Linked DNA regions of Homo sapiens: region 2 is linked to region 1. A link is an interaction called in ENCODE POLR2A ChIA-PET data of the cell type or tissue named here. Cell type or tissue: PC-9. All regions are shown on one strand. Each heading gives the region's core, and the rest is flanking DNA. Links, peaks and the distances in the headings are about the cores only.

Region 1 (4,407 bases), core at 230-4,229:
AGGGAGGCATTTCAGCCAAGGGAGGCATTTCAGCTGTGGAGGAGGATGGAAAATTTCTAAGCACAAGGACTTCCCCTCTCAGGCCTGGGAATGCCATTTGAAAGGCTTCTTCACCCATCTGTTCTATTCACACTTGCCCAGGAGTCAGACCTTCTAAAAACTACATACCACAAAATAGTCCTTGAGGAAACACAATATCTTTCCTGGTAACGAATATCCTCAAAAACAAAGAAAAAAGTGGAGAAATAGAATAAACAAATCATTTTTAAAATAAATTTTACTTTAAGTTCTGGGATACACGTGCAGAACGTGCAGGATTGTTACATAGGTATACATGTGCCGTGGTGGTTTGCTACACCTATCAACCTGTCATTCAGGTTCTAAGTCCCGCATGCATTAAGTATTTGTCCTAATGCTCTCCCTTCCTCTTGCCCCTCACCCCCCGACAAGCCCCGGTGTGTGATGTTACCCTCCCTGGGTCCATATGTTCTAATTTTTCAGCTCCCACTTATGAGTGAGAACATGCAGTGTTTGGTTTTCTGTTCCTGTATTAGTTTGCTGAGAATGATAGCTTCCAGTTTCATCCATGTCCCTGCAAAGGACATAGACACTTCTTTTAAAGCATATTTCTTTTAAAACAAACTTCTTTTAAAATATGTTTTAAAAGAAGTGAACTATACTACAGAGTAATAGTTTTAGCTCACATTGATTGAGATCTTTCTCCATGCTTAGCACTGTTCTCCATGAAGTAAGTAATATTATATCCCCAATTTATACAAATGTAAATCGAAGATAGAAAGGTTATTACCGTGTCTAAGAACATATTGCTGTGTGTTTATGTGTATATAAGTATATATACATATAAATGTGTGTGTGTGTATATATATATATATATGCATGTGTGTATATACACATACATATCTATCTATCTGTCTTTAGTGAGTTTAATTGATGATCAGTAAACCGTACATGTAAAAGAATATAATTTGATGAATTTTGGCATATGCATTCCCCCATGAATCCACACAGCGATCAAGACAATGAATATATCCACTCTCCCTAAAAGTTTCCGTGTGCCACTTTCAAATTCATCTTTCTTCCTTAGTCCATACTGAGGCAACCGTTGATCTGCTTTCATTTCTATAGGTTAGTTTAAATTTTTATAAAACTTTATATGAAAAGAAAAATACAGCAAATCTTTTTATCTAGCTTCTTTCACTCAGAAGAACTATTTTAGGATTCAATCATGTTGTGGCACATATCAACAGCTGACTCCTTTGAATAGCCGAGTAGTATTCCATTCTAGGACAATATCACAATTTGTTTTGTTATATATTTGTTGAGGGCCGCTTGTTTCCAATTTTTAGCTATCACAAATAAATTTTCTAAAAACATTCAGATACAAGTCTTTAACTTCTCTAATGATGTTGAGCATTTTTAATGTATTTATTTGTTATCCACATATCATATTTGGTGAAGTGTCTATTCAAATATTTTTGATTGTAAAATTGGATTTTCTTATTGAATTTTAAGAATTCTTTATATATTCTAGACACATGTCTTTTGTTAGGTATATATTTTTCAAATATTTTCTCTCAGTCTATGACTGCCTTTTTATTTTTATTTTTAAATAAAGTGGTTTTTTTTTTTTTTTTTGAGATGGAGTTCCACTCTTGTCACCCAGGCCCCAGTCTGGAGTGCAATGGCACAATCTCGGCTCACTGTAACCTCTGTCTCCTGGGTTCAAGCGATTCTCCTGCCTCAGCCTCCTTAGTAGCTGGGATTACAGGTACCCGCCACCATGCCCGGCTAATTTTTGTATTCTTAGTAGAGACAGGGTTTCACCATGTTGGCCAGGGTGGTCTCTAAGTCCTGACCTCAGGTGATCCACGCGCCTCGGCCTCCCAAAGTGCTGGGATTACAGGAATGAGCCACTGGGCCCAGCCAAAAGTGTCTTTTGAAGAACAACCACTTTTAATTTTTATGGGGCCCAATTTGTTGATCTATTTCTCTTATAGTTTATGTATTTTATTTTCTAATCAAGACGTATTTTTCAAATCCAGAGTTACTAAGATTTCCCTGTTTTCTTAAACAAATTTCAAAACTGTAGCTTCTACACATAGGTCTACAATCTATTGAGGTTTTTTTATATCAATGTTTCCATCACCATTTACTGAAAAAAATATTCTTTCTCCATTGAACTTCCTTCATACATTAGTAGAAAATCAGCTGGCCATATATGCAGGGGCTTTATCTGCACTGTATTCTAATGTTCTTAGCCACTATGCTGCATTATACTCCAAGACCACTACTGGAACAGTGAGGTTACTGAAATAATGCCTAATCAGAACCCTCCACCCCCACCTATAGTTTATTTTCTAAATGCCTTATTTATCATCATTAATCAGTTTAGGAAATGAAAGATTCTGCCTTATATAACTATGGTATTCAAAGGAAGTTCATAGTCTGAGAAAATTGAATCTTGAATAATTTGCAGGGCAACTAGCCTGGTCTCTGAGGATCTGGTGAAGCCATCAGCCACGACACAGACTGATCTGAGAGCCGACGTCAGTAGTGACATCCAGCCTTGTCATATCTTTGGAATGTGGTAGAGAGAAAAAAAAAAGATCATAGAATATCAACATTGGGAGAGATACTACTGGGCCTGTAGTTCAGCTGTTTGACACTAGGATCTTTATTTTTTTTTCAGTCATGTAAAATACCTTTGCTCAGTCATGAAGCTTTGATTGGACCTCTACAGAGATGCCAGTATCACTCCCTCCACTACTCCAGGCAGCTCATTTATCTATGGAGAGTCCTAACTGCTTTAAAGATTGTTCTCACGTTGTACAATTTCTAAGATTCTGAATTTTTCACCCATTCATCCACACCTTGTATCCCTTCATGGATTTCAGCTACCTGGGCATCAGGCATATGAAAAGACTCAGGCACTGCCCCCATCCCCTCACCTCACTTCATTCAGTATTATGAGTAGAAACTAAGGGAACTAAGCTTACTACCCGCCTCTTCTTCACATTACAGAATTGTATGCCCCCCTCCATCTTGTTCTCCATCTGTAACAGCTCTTCTCTTTCAATATCCCTCTTAAATGCCCCCAAACAGACACCATTCTCCAAGAATCTATCCATGAGAAATACATTGTGAAAGTCAAATTCCATGTTCATTAGGCCTCCCAATTCCTTTTCCTTCCTTCAGCAGTTAAAGTGGGATGCACATCTTTCTTGTTCTCTGAGGGACAGGCCTCTCTCGAACAGGAGACTCCCCCGTCTTCCCCAATAGAAACAGGAAAGTGTAACATGGGCATCAGATGTTAAGGAGACCACTGACCCCTGTTGTCCACAAACAACTTTTAATAGTGCATCTTACAATCGGGAATAACTACAAGCTGTGCGTAACATAGGGTCTTACATTCAGCAGTCTCCTCAGTACTTAGCCAAGTTTGTGTTCGTTTGGATAAAACTTCTAAAAATTTCCCACATTAATTTTCTTCTGCCAAAAAGTGACATTATATTTAATTTCTAAAACTTCAGTTTGAAAGACTGAAATTCACATCAGTGCATTCTCAATTTTACCCCTTTACTTAAAAAAGAATCACCATAACAAAAAAGATTTAAATTCATTATAACAAGAATCTTTAGATATTAAACAAAATGTGAAAAAAAAAATTGGGAATGAAACTCTATACAGAGTGCTTTTTTTTTTTTTCTCCTTTCTCTCATTTCGCTGAATACCAAAAAGTGAAGTACTTAGAAATGTAATTACATTTCAAGAGTCAGGCAATGGCCATAGTTACATTTTACAAAACGATCATATTCTCTTGAAGGAAGTCAAAGATTATTATGTGGGCCTTGAGGCAAGTACAAACAAAATAGATTCAGCGTTCCAAGAAAGAATACAGAATACAATATCATTCTCAATTTTACACTCCTGGCTCTTCTGATTTATATTTTTAGTGGATAATAAAAGTAAGCTTTCTATAACAATTCCATGGAATGTAGCTCTAAAAAGAGCCTCTTTTTCCTTCTTGGGATGTACTATGCTTTGTAATTGGGATTTACTTGTGTGTTTACTTGTACTATGGACTGTTCGTGTCCACCCAAAATTCATATATTGAAGCTCTAACTTCAGCGTGGCTGTATTTGGAGATAGGGGATACTAAGGAAGTACTTCACGTTAAATGAGGTCATTAGGGTGGGGTCTTTTAGGATGGGGCTATGACATGATAAGATTAGTAGTATCCTTATAGGAAGAGACACCAGAAAGCTCTCTCTCTCTGCCTCTCACATGGAAAGTCCATGTGAAGGACGTAGTGAGAAGATGGCCATCTTTAAGCCAGGAAGACAGCCTCACCAGAAACTAAACCACCTGGAACCTTGATCCCGGACT
Region 2 (4,407 bases), core at 113-4,112, 720 kb before region 1:
CTGGCTGGAGTTTGTGCAGAAGCCTGCTGATGTTACAGCTTGAATTTCCACCCAATGTTTCATACCAATTCCCCAACAATTTGCACATGCAATCAATGAAGTGGTGTGAAAAGATAACTGCACATGCCCTAGGAACTTCCAGACCTCTCCTTTCTTTCCACCAATCACCTACTCATCTCAGAATCCACCCCTAAAACTTTTCTAACAAAATTACTGCCTTAAAGCCAGCTCAGGGAGACAGATTTGAGCTGGACTCCACTCTCCCTGTTCATTGACTAGCAATAAAAAGCTTTTCTTGGCCGGACGCAGTGGCTCATGCTTGTAATCCAAGCACTTTGGGAGGCCAAGGCAGGCAGATCACGGGGTCAGGAGTTCAAGACCAGCCTAGACAACACAGTGAAACCCCGTCTCTACTAAAAATACAAAAATTAGCTGTGCATGATGGCGGGTGCCTGTAATGCCAGCTACTCGGGAGGTTGAGGCAGGAGAACCACTTGAACCCGGGAGGCAGAGGTTTCAGTGAGCCGAGATCATGCCACAGCACTCCAGCTTGGGCAACAGCACTAGACTCCATCTCAAAAAAAAAAGCTTTTCTTTTCCTCCAAAACCCTGTGTCATAGAATTGGCTTCTAGCAAATAGGGCAGTGAGTCCCTTATGCTTGGTGACAGACTTAGTTTATGTACACTATATTCCACATCCTCTTCCCCTTTTTCCTTAAACGCTTATTATTTTCACCATTGAGTACACTTGTTACTTAAATAATCTGCTTTACTTCTGTTTCTTTCTCTATCACCTTTAGTTTCTATCTCACCTTTCCTCTATGAAAATAAAAATATTAGTGAGATAACCGAAGATTTTTTTCCAGCAAAATTTTTTTTTGCCTTCTTTCAAATATGCATTTACTTCTGCATGGTTCAGGGTGTAAGCTTTTACATTCTGTTCTGTGACCATATTAAATGATTCATGCTTGTCTATATCTAGTGGTTCTGAGGGAGTTGGTGGTGGGCTGGTGGAAGGAGGCAGATGAAGTATCAATTATCTACCAGGTAGCTTTAGTTCCCCATCTTATTTTACTGGTGCAAAAACATAACTCATGGCCTATATGTCTTCAGTTTCAAAGATCTACCATGCTTTTTTGAGATTCTCTTTCAAGGCTACACATTATTAAAATCTTTGGTTTTCCAATGACTTAGTCAAATCATTCTGTTTCTCTCTGCTTCCAATCAAAACATAGAGAAATAGAATGACTTGACTAAGGCCATATTACTTGGGAGTTGGAAAGTTGAGATCAGTTCTGGTGACACATCACCTCACAAATCTGTTCTCACTAACATTTCCTAACAAATGAAGTTTGCAAAAAAATTATGGGTTGGTATTTTTAATTTAGATTTACAATCCACAGTGCAGGCTAGAGCAAAGACATTTGAAGCTTGTGTGCTGTGACCACATTTTCTTTCAAGGAACTCTAGAAATGTCTCCAGGCATCTGGGTGCTTCATGAGCCCAAGTCGACAAATGCTTACCTATGGGTAAAGAATCATCTAACATTAAACTAACATTTACCAAGCACTTAGGTGTTGGCATCTAAGCTGGGATATTTCATATACATTATCTTATTTAATTCCTGCAGCAACCTCTGTAAGTAAATAGAGGTGTAATTGAAAAGTTTGAATTTCAACAATTTAGCACTGTGTATTTAGTCCTCTCCATCTCTAAAATGGGGTAGAATAATCTGTGCCTCAGATTTTCAAAAGACAAATTGACTTTGGTAAAGTTAAATGAGACTGAGTGGTTTGGTTGCTTGGGAGATAGGCAGTATACAAACATAACACTGATGAGTAATAGTAAAGTATTATACGGCTTTGTTCTTATTACCCGTAATGCAGTTGACCCAAAGGGATTGGCATTAGGGAACTGTTTCTGGGTACAAAGCAAAAGACTCCAAACACTCTTGTAAATTGCTAAATTCCAGTGAAGACAGTGCTGGAGTGACTATACAACAAGGATGGTTCCTGTTCACCAAACCCACCCAGGAAGCTTCCTGTCATTCTCAGTAATCCTGTGATGAATATAAAACCACTAAAGAGGTATTCCAGGCAAAGCACAGATTACAGTTTCATGGCAACTGAAGCTTTTATGAATTTGAAGGGGGCTTTGTGTGTGTGTGTGTGTGTGTGTGTTTTGTTTTTTTTTTTTTTTGAGATGCAATTCTAAAATTCCTTGAAAGAAAAGACTCTCAACTCTTGCTCTGTTGCCCTGTCTGGAGTGTAGTGGCACAATCATAGCTCACTACAGCCCAGAACTCCTGGGTTCAAGTGATCCTTCCACCTCAGCCTCCTGAGCAGCTAGGACTACAGGTGCACACCACCATGCCCAGCTAATGTTTATTTATTTTTTGTTGAGGCAAGGTCTCGCGATGTTGCCCAGGCTGGTCTTGAGCTCCTTGGCTCAAGCAATCCTCCTGCATCAGTGTCCCAAAGGGTTGGGATTTACAGGCATGAGCCATGGGCCTGGCCAAGAGTAGACTCTTTTTTTTTCTTTTTTTTTTTTTAAAGCAAAAAGAATACAATATTATAAATACAAAATCAAAATCAGACACAAAAATGCATATTTTGAAAGAAAAATGAATCTCAACCTATTACAAATATTACAAACCTGACAGATATTTTAAAAAATCAAACATCTGAAAAACCTGATACCTTTATTAATGAACACATCTCTTGTAATTCTTTATTCATACTCATTATTGACTACATATTGCTGGGTCACCTCTTCATATAAAAATACAGTTTTAAAATTTTCATTTTCTGTAAAGGGAATAGAAAGATAATTTCATGTTATTTCAGTTGATTGAAATGTATTTTTATAAAATTATTGATAGTTTAGAAAAGTTTTATTCAGCTTCATAACTGATAATGATTTTATACATTTTAAACATGCTTTTCAAATTTAGGAAAACATTTATGAAGTTTCTTTCACATATGAGATTTTAGATTTGGAAAAATTTTCACAGACTGTCTCCTGGTTTGTATATTTTTAATCTCATTTTATTTTGTTACCCTCATGCTTCCTGTGCTGTCTACCTCAGGGCACATTCATTTTTCCATAGGAACAAAACTTTGGCCCTGCCCTTCCTTTGAATCATGGTATTAGCTGGTTGTAGTATTCTTGGAGGCCAGTCCTACATAGTGTAAGCAATAACTTAACTCCTTATGAAAGTGACTGTAAACCACAGAAGTACAACCTACTAAACCCCAGCTGAACATAAACCTACCTTAGCTGCTTCTAAATCCGATCTCACAAATGCTGATGGCCATTTTAATGCCCAACAGGAAAGGAAAAGTCATGGAAGGGAAAACAGAATGGAAAGAAACAGGATTCTTAACCGATTGCAGTTAAAATATTTACTTTTTAAAAATTGAAAAAAAAATGCAGAAAGAAAAATGGCCATGGAAACACATTGCTAAGGCTTTTCCCAGGGTCTTAGAAGGGACCATCAAATAGCGATAATCTGAAAACTTTTTCAATTTTTATAATTGACACAAAACAATTACACATATCTGCAGGGTTCATCGTGCTATGGTCATGTATGTAATGTAAGTGATCAGATCAGGGTAATTAGCATATCTATCATCTCAAATATTTATCGTTTATGTTGGGAACATTCATATCCTCCTTCTAGATATTTGAAGCTATGTAATACATTATTGTTAATTATAGTCATCCTTCAGTGCTATAGAACACTAGAACTTATTCTTCCTATCTAACTGTAATTCTATTTCCTTTAACAAATCTCTCCCCAGCCCTTCCTTACCCCTGCCCTTCTCAGTCTGTGGTATCCTCTGTTGTACGTTTTACTTTTATGAGATCAACTTTTTTTTAGCTCCCACATATGAGTGAGCACATACAGTGTTTAACTTTCTGTTCCTGGCTTATTTCACTTAACATAGTGTCCTCCAGTTTCATCCATATTGCCATGGACGACAGGATTTCATTCTATATGGTCAAATAGTATTCTATTGTGTATATATACCACATCTTCTTTATCTATTTGTCTGTTTTTGGATACCTGGGTTGGTTCCATATCTTGGATATTGTGAATAATGCTGCAATAAACATAGGGGATGCAGATGTCTTTTCTTTACACTGACTTTCTTTCCTTTGGATAAATGCCCAGTATTGGTATTGCTGGATCATATGGTCCTTCTAATTTTATGTGTTTTTTGTTGTTGTTGTTTTTTGTTTTTTTTCCAGAAATCTCCATACTGGTTTCCATAACGGCTATACTAGTTTACATTCTCAGCAACAGTGTGTTCCCTTTCCTTTATATCTTCACTAGCATTTGATATATTCTTTCTGATAATAGCCACCCTAACTGGGATGAAGATGATATCTCTTTGTCCTTTT

What was found. ChIA-PET counts read pairs that join two places held together with the same protein. Peaks named below come from ENCODE experiments on the same cell type or tissue, not always from the same donor. Only the 100,000 strongest peaks of a DNase experiment are listed, where the experiment ranks them.
Region 2: POLR2A ChIA-PET joins it to region 1 with 9 read pairs; 1 of 35 experiments calls an interaction of 5 or more read pairs at or near these places.

Annotation. Positions count from the first base shown.
Region 1 is chr3:190,051,812-190,056,218 of GRCh38, forward strand. All of the region lies in intron 1 of P3H2 (prolyl 3-hydroxylase 2), which reads right to left. Among named protein-coding and RNA genes, the nearest start is that of P3H2, 67 kb to the right of the region's middle. RefSeq lists a silencer at 368-417. In PC-9, for the core only: CTCF peaks have their summits at 2,813 and 3,017; a DNase peak (open chromatin) is centred at 2,620.
Region 2 is chr3:189,332,810-189,337,216 of GRCh38, forward strand. No RefSeq gene overlaps it. Among named protein-coding and RNA genes, the nearest start is that of TPRG1-AS2, 94 kb to the left of the region's middle. In PC-9, for the core only: no CTCF peak of the experiment used is centred there; a DNase peak (open chromatin) is centred at 1,862.